2 separate regions of the Homo sapiens genome follow, and region 1 is linked to region 2. The links are chromatin loops, found by intact Hi-C in ENCODE. Cell type or tissue: B cell. All regions are shown on one strand. Each heading gives the region's core, and the rest is flanking DNA. Links, peaks and the distances in the headings are about the cores only.

What was found. A loop is a pair of places that touch in the nucleus more often than their neighbours do. Peaks named below come from ENCODE experiments on the same cell type or tissue, not always from the same donor. Only the 100,000 strongest peaks of a DNase experiment are listed, where the experiment ranks them.
Region 1: a loop joins it to region 2, with 5 times the contacts of the local background. A loop is called at or near these places in 3 of 110 quality-filtered maps.

The regions. Positions count from the first base shown.
Region 1 is chr10:48,632,833-48,635,639 of GRCh38, reverse strand. It overlaps a transcript of ARHGAP22 not described here. Among named protein-coding and RNA genes, the nearest start is that of ARHGAP22, 29 kb to the right of the region's middle. In B cell, for the core only: no CTCF peak of the experiment used is centred there; a DNase peak (open chromatin) is centred at 1,079; H3K4me3 peaks cover 870 bases; H3K27me3 peaks cover 697 bases.
Region 2 is chr10:48,573,109-48,575,915 of GRCh38, reverse strand. All of the region lies in intron 2 of ARHGAP22 (Rho GTPase activating protein 22), which reads left to right. Among named protein-coding and RNA genes, the nearest start is that of ARHGAP22, 31 kb to the left of the region's middle. RefSeq lists an enhancer at 887-1,388. In B cell, for the core only: no CTCF peak of the experiment used is centred there; a DNase peak (open chromatin) is centred at 1,315; H3K4me3 peaks cover 1,888 bases; H3K27ac peaks cover 2,500 bases.

The DNA of each region.
Region 1 (2,807 bases), core at 20-2,519, 60 kb before region 2:
GCAGACTCACCTGCCATAAGCCTGGAAGGGGAGAGGGTGGGGGTTACCCGGCCCCCTTTCTCCCTTGGCTGAGGGCAACCCCAGGGGTGTGGACACCCAGCCCTTCTGGACTGCATTTGTTTGCCCAGGGCTTAGGGTCCCTGTGGCTTCAGAGAAAGCCGAGGGCTGAGAGCCTGGAGCGGGAAGCCATCAGTGGGCTCACCTAAGAGGGGACGTTTCACCACAGCTGTGGCTGAACTTGGAGCTGGCCAAGGGGCTGGGACAAGTTACGGAGCACCCAAAGCTGTGCTTCAAGCTATAACCTAAACCCCAGGCATTTTTCTCTTACCAACCTTGGAGGAGTATGAAACTAGTCATGCCTGAGGAGACAGGGAGTCGGGGTCCAGGGAAACACCAGGCCCAGTGCAGAAGTGGGGGTGGGGGCAACAAGAGACAGAGGCCCAGAAACAAGGTGAAGTGCTTCATTCACGGTGGACCCAGAAGGAGCCTAGCCTCCAAGAGCCTCCCATGGGTGCTGGAATTCCCTTGTTCACACTGAGGAAGAGGGAGGGCAGGTACATGAGTCTGCTCGGGCTGCCATGACAAAGCACCTCGGGCCCCAGGGCTTTCACAACATACATGTATTTTTTCCCATTCTGGAGGCTGGAAGTCTAAGATCAATGTGTTAGCAAGCTTCTTTCTCCTCTCTCCTTGGCTTGTAAATATCACCTTCTTCCTGTGTCTTCACACAGTTGGTATCTGTGTCCTTATCTCCTCTGCTTATAAGAACTCTAGTCATATTGGACTAGGGCCCACCCTAATGACCTCATTTTAACTTAATCACTCATTTTAACTTTGATATTTAAAGGCCCTATCTCCAAATACAGCCACTTTCTGTATGGGGCGGTGGGGGTTAGGCTTCATCATGAACTGGAGTCGGGGGACACAATTCAGCCCTCTTGCTTTCCTGGGCTCAGAGCTGTCAGCCCTGAGAAGCAGAGGAGAGTCTATTCCAAAGAACAGGCTGGGCAGAGCCTCAGAGAGTGTCTAGACAGATGCCCTGCCAGCCACACTACCCTCTAGGGAGCCAAGCGGAAGCCCAGGCTCACCCACCCCCAGCCACAGAACCAAATAAGGGCTGAGTCAGCGGCTCTTCTTAGAGACCCAGTTTCCTACAATGGTTTCTGTTTCTGCACATCTGGGAGAAATGATTTGACTCTGGGAATGGTTGTGAAATGGGCAAACCACAGTGCAGGCTCACCGCCCTCTGCACCCAGCAGCTTATCCTCTCCTATGGCCCAGCTCTGTGGGGGCAGAGCACTTTTCCCTGTTGGCTAGATGAGGAAGCAGAAGATCTGAAGTTTACTGACTTGCCAAAAGCTCACAGCTAGTTAGTGGCAGACAGGACTCAACCCAGATCTGAGCTGACCCATCTTTAGTGCTCACTCACAGCAGTACCTCTGCTTTTAGGGACATTGATGGCACCTTTTGGCTGCTCCCATCAAATCCGCCACCCAAATCTGAAAGTACCCATTCAGCTACCCATGATACTACTGAGCTACTAGTGCAAACTGGCTTCTCTCAACAGGTGAGCTGGCTAGCAGATAACACTTCCTGCCAGTTATCATAGAAACAAGCGTGGGAGGAAGCAGCATCCTGGTGGCCAGGAAGAAGGTGAGGGAGAACATAGGGCATAGATGCCCATGGTGTCAACTCTCAGACACCTGCCCCAGAGATTTCCAGGAGTCAGGGCATCCCGCAGCCAGCTTGGCCCAGCATTCAGTTAGGAAAGGCTCTCCCTCCTCCCATGCCCAGCCCTCTGCTCCCTCCTCCTCTTAGCCCCGTGGAATGATCCTGTCTCTATTAACCTGCCCATCTCCTTCTGCAGATGGATGTCAACAGGGATTTTCTTGTGGAAAGTCCACAGGGAAAGCCAGCCCTCCCTCCCTGCTGCTGGCATCATTTTCCCACAAAATGTAAAAACAGTCTAGAGAAAGCCAGGCCTGGGTGTGGATCCAGGTTCTACCACCTGCTTACTCTATGCCCTTACTCAAGTGATATAATCTCTCTGCTTCATTTCCTCATTGTAAAAGTGAGACCACAATAGGCCATATCTCACAAGACTGTAATAAGGATTACATGTCTAATTAAAAGAAAAGAGTTCAAGGAAAGGCACAGGGTAAACCCTGAATAAGTGGGAACTCCCTTCCAGACAAACAATCAGATGCCACTGTTAATCTCTGGCTGAGAATTGTTTCCTTTGGGAATTTTTTGAAAACCAAGTGATATGATGGAGACTCTGGACACAGGAACCCTACATTTGGAGCTTTCTCCCAGTTTTACTTCTCCAGCATGCAGTCACTGCAAACCTCAGACCTGGGAGTCTCAGAGGAAGGTAGATTGTCTGCAGAAATGAGAGCTGACTGGGGCCATTAAAGGTGGACAGGCCTGGGAAATGATCTCAAAAGTTTCCTAAGGGTTGATAATTTATTCAGTCACCCAGCAAACATGAGTTGTGCCAGGCACTGCTCTAGGCACTGGAATACAGCAGGCAACATAATTGGCAAAAACTCTTACCTTCTGGAGCTCATGCTCTTCTCATATCATCCAATGGAAAGGCCTGAGGGAACTGTCCACTGATGTCCTCCGTGTGGCAGGTGATGTCCTCTGGCAGGTGACTCAGGATCTTCCAGGGGTAGATGAAGGAAAAGAATAGTCAGCGTTGTGCAGTAGTGATGAAAATGGAAAGACTCTGGCTTCTGGTTTCATCTTTGACATGTGAAAAGCTTAGACATTTTCACTCTCATCCTTACAACAAGGTAAAATCT
Region 2 (2,807 bases), core at 117-2,616:
GAAGCAGAAAGGCCACTTAGATGGGGCTGGTGTTCTAATATCAGCTGAGGCCAAGAAAATCCTCACCATGCTGGAACAAGGGCTGGGGGCCTTGGAAGAAGCAGGGGAGGGAACATGGCAGGTGGAGTTTGGAATCCACACTTCCCCCTCCCACCTACCTGCCATGGCTGATGCAACATTATGTTCTAGAAGAGGCAATTTAAAAATCACTTTGAGAGCAGGCTAGGTTTCTGTTGTATGTTTTATTTTTTTTCCAGGAGAATAAGTGAGGGAAGCTCAGCAATAAGGAGCCATAGAAGATTGATTTAAAGTTTGATGTGATTGAGTAAAAGCTTGAGACTGGTGGGGAGAAAGTCAAGATGGATGGGAAAGCACATGCACTTCTAGGAGTGGAACATTAATATTGGACAGTCGGAAACCAGAAATCTTTAAGAAAGAGGAAACCTCAGGGGAAGAAAGAGAGGCCATCCTATCCCATAACTTGAAAGTCACAGGAATATTTCAGCCTGCAGGGAATCTTCATTTCCCACCCCATTGTTTACCAAACTTGCACGTCAAAAACAAAAACAAAAAATAAAATGTTGCTTTCATGAACTCTGTTACTCCATTCTCCCATTGCTATAAAGAAATACCTGAGACTGGATAATTTTTTTTTAAAGAGGTTTAATTGGCTCATTGTTCTGCATGCTGTACAGGAAGCATGATGCTGACCTCTGCTCAGCTTCTGGAGATGCCTCAGGAAACTTAGAATCATGGCGGAAGGCAAAGAGGGAGCAGTCATGTCACATGGCCAGAGCAGGAGCAAAAGAGAGAGCAGGGAGGTGCCACACACACTTTTAAACCACCAGATTTCGTGAGAATTCACTCTATTTTGAGGACAGCACCAAGAAGATGGTGCTAACCACTCAAGAGAAACCGCCCCCATGATCCAAATACCTTCCGCCAGGCCCCACCTCCAACACTGGGGATTACAATTAAACATGAGATTTGGATGGAGACACAGAGCCAAACCATATCACGCTCCTTCCCTGAGTCCTTGACCTGGAGTAGATGCCTGGGTTGTCTCCATTTCTCAAATGAGGAAACTGAAGGACTGACATCAGGCCAAGACTAACAGGTACTCACTCTCAGATAGCGCCTGAAAGCTGACACAAGTTCAGTGAGACTGCTAGGACAACCCCCTGCCGTGCCATTAATGTCTGCCCACAAAAACCTCACACCTTTGGCTGGCTCTATCTTCCATGGCCCTCATCTCAGCACCACCTGGGGGTACGATGAAGATGCCATCAGGTGTCGGAGCTCATCTTGTGCTCACAGCTCACAGGACCGCCCCTGTGTCAGATGCCCTTCACTTCTGGACCTCATAACCTCCACCCAGCTCAAGTTGACTTAGCAAGCCCTAACTGTGCATCCTTCATAAGCTGTAAATTGTTACTCAAACCAGCCAAGAGGATGTCACTGCTATTATTATTGCATTACTGTTTTGATATTGCTGTTGTTATTTATAACACTTCCTCAATTTAATTTCTGTTCTCCATTCTATATCATAAACCTCATTCAGGTGGGGCTTCAATCTGTCTTATTATTTCTCTTTTCCTATCACCTAGCGGTACTTGACACATAATTGGTATCCAGTAATATTGGGTGCTTACTTGAATAATTGAATGAATGAATGAATAAATGAGAAAAATAAATGGAATGAATGAGTGCATAGTGTGACCCATATTTGTATTAGATCCTCAATGGAAAAATAATTTATTGCTTTTGTAAAGTGCCTGAGAATTGGCAAAGAGCTTATTGACTGCCTTCCCTATCAGACTGTAAGCCCAACAAGGTGAGGTTTTTGTCTATCTTGTTTATCTCTGTGTCTCAGTATCCAGAACAATGTCTGACACATAGTAGAAGCTCAATAAACACTTGTTCAATAAACATTCACACAGCATCTCCACAAGGCCAGGCACAATCAATTTCCACTGTACTGGTAGAGAATGTGGGGCTCAAAAAGGTAGAATGAAAGCTTGCATACTATAATGGAAAAAACCATAATATTTGGAACCAGAATACCTGGCTTCAAGTCCCATTTATACCACCTACTAGCTATAGATTTGGGAAGATCATTGAAGCCCTCTTGTTCCTACTTTTGGTGTGGTCCTTTGAGGCTGTGGCTTCACTAAGCATTGGACAAATGGAAGTTGCTGTGGTTGATAGTGTTGTCAATGCTGCCTAAACACTCAGAGATAAGACTATTACAATTCTTAGAATGGGTTCTGAAATGAAAGACCTTCAAGAAGCATGCGAAGGCATCTAATATGAATTATAAAAAGGAAGTTGCAGATCTAGAAAACAATGATTGCCTGAACATGCAGAGCTCCCTGAGACCAGCCCTTCAGATGGTCTTCACTCCCTTTCTTGATTAGGAGTCCAGACTCGTGGGTGGTAAGTCTGCCACGAATACCTGGTGTCTAAATTTTAGCATGTCATATTACAGGATCTTGCGTGATAGAGAAAAATGGCAGATTTCTCTTGAGTAACCAGGATGGTTCTAGCTGGTAACTAGAGAAGATATTTCACTCTCTGAGCCTCAGTTTCCTCCTTGTAAGTTGAGAATAACCACACCTATCTTATAGGACTATGGTGAGAGTAAACTCATGCGGTAAACCATGTAGGAAATACCCTAGTTGTGGCCTTCTCCCCTGGGTGGAACTTTACCCTATGAAGGTTTAGCAAATCATTCAACACAATCAAACAGTGGAGTCTAGGGGCAGGCGACATGGCTCCAACCTCGCCTCTGCCTTACTTCGTGAGTT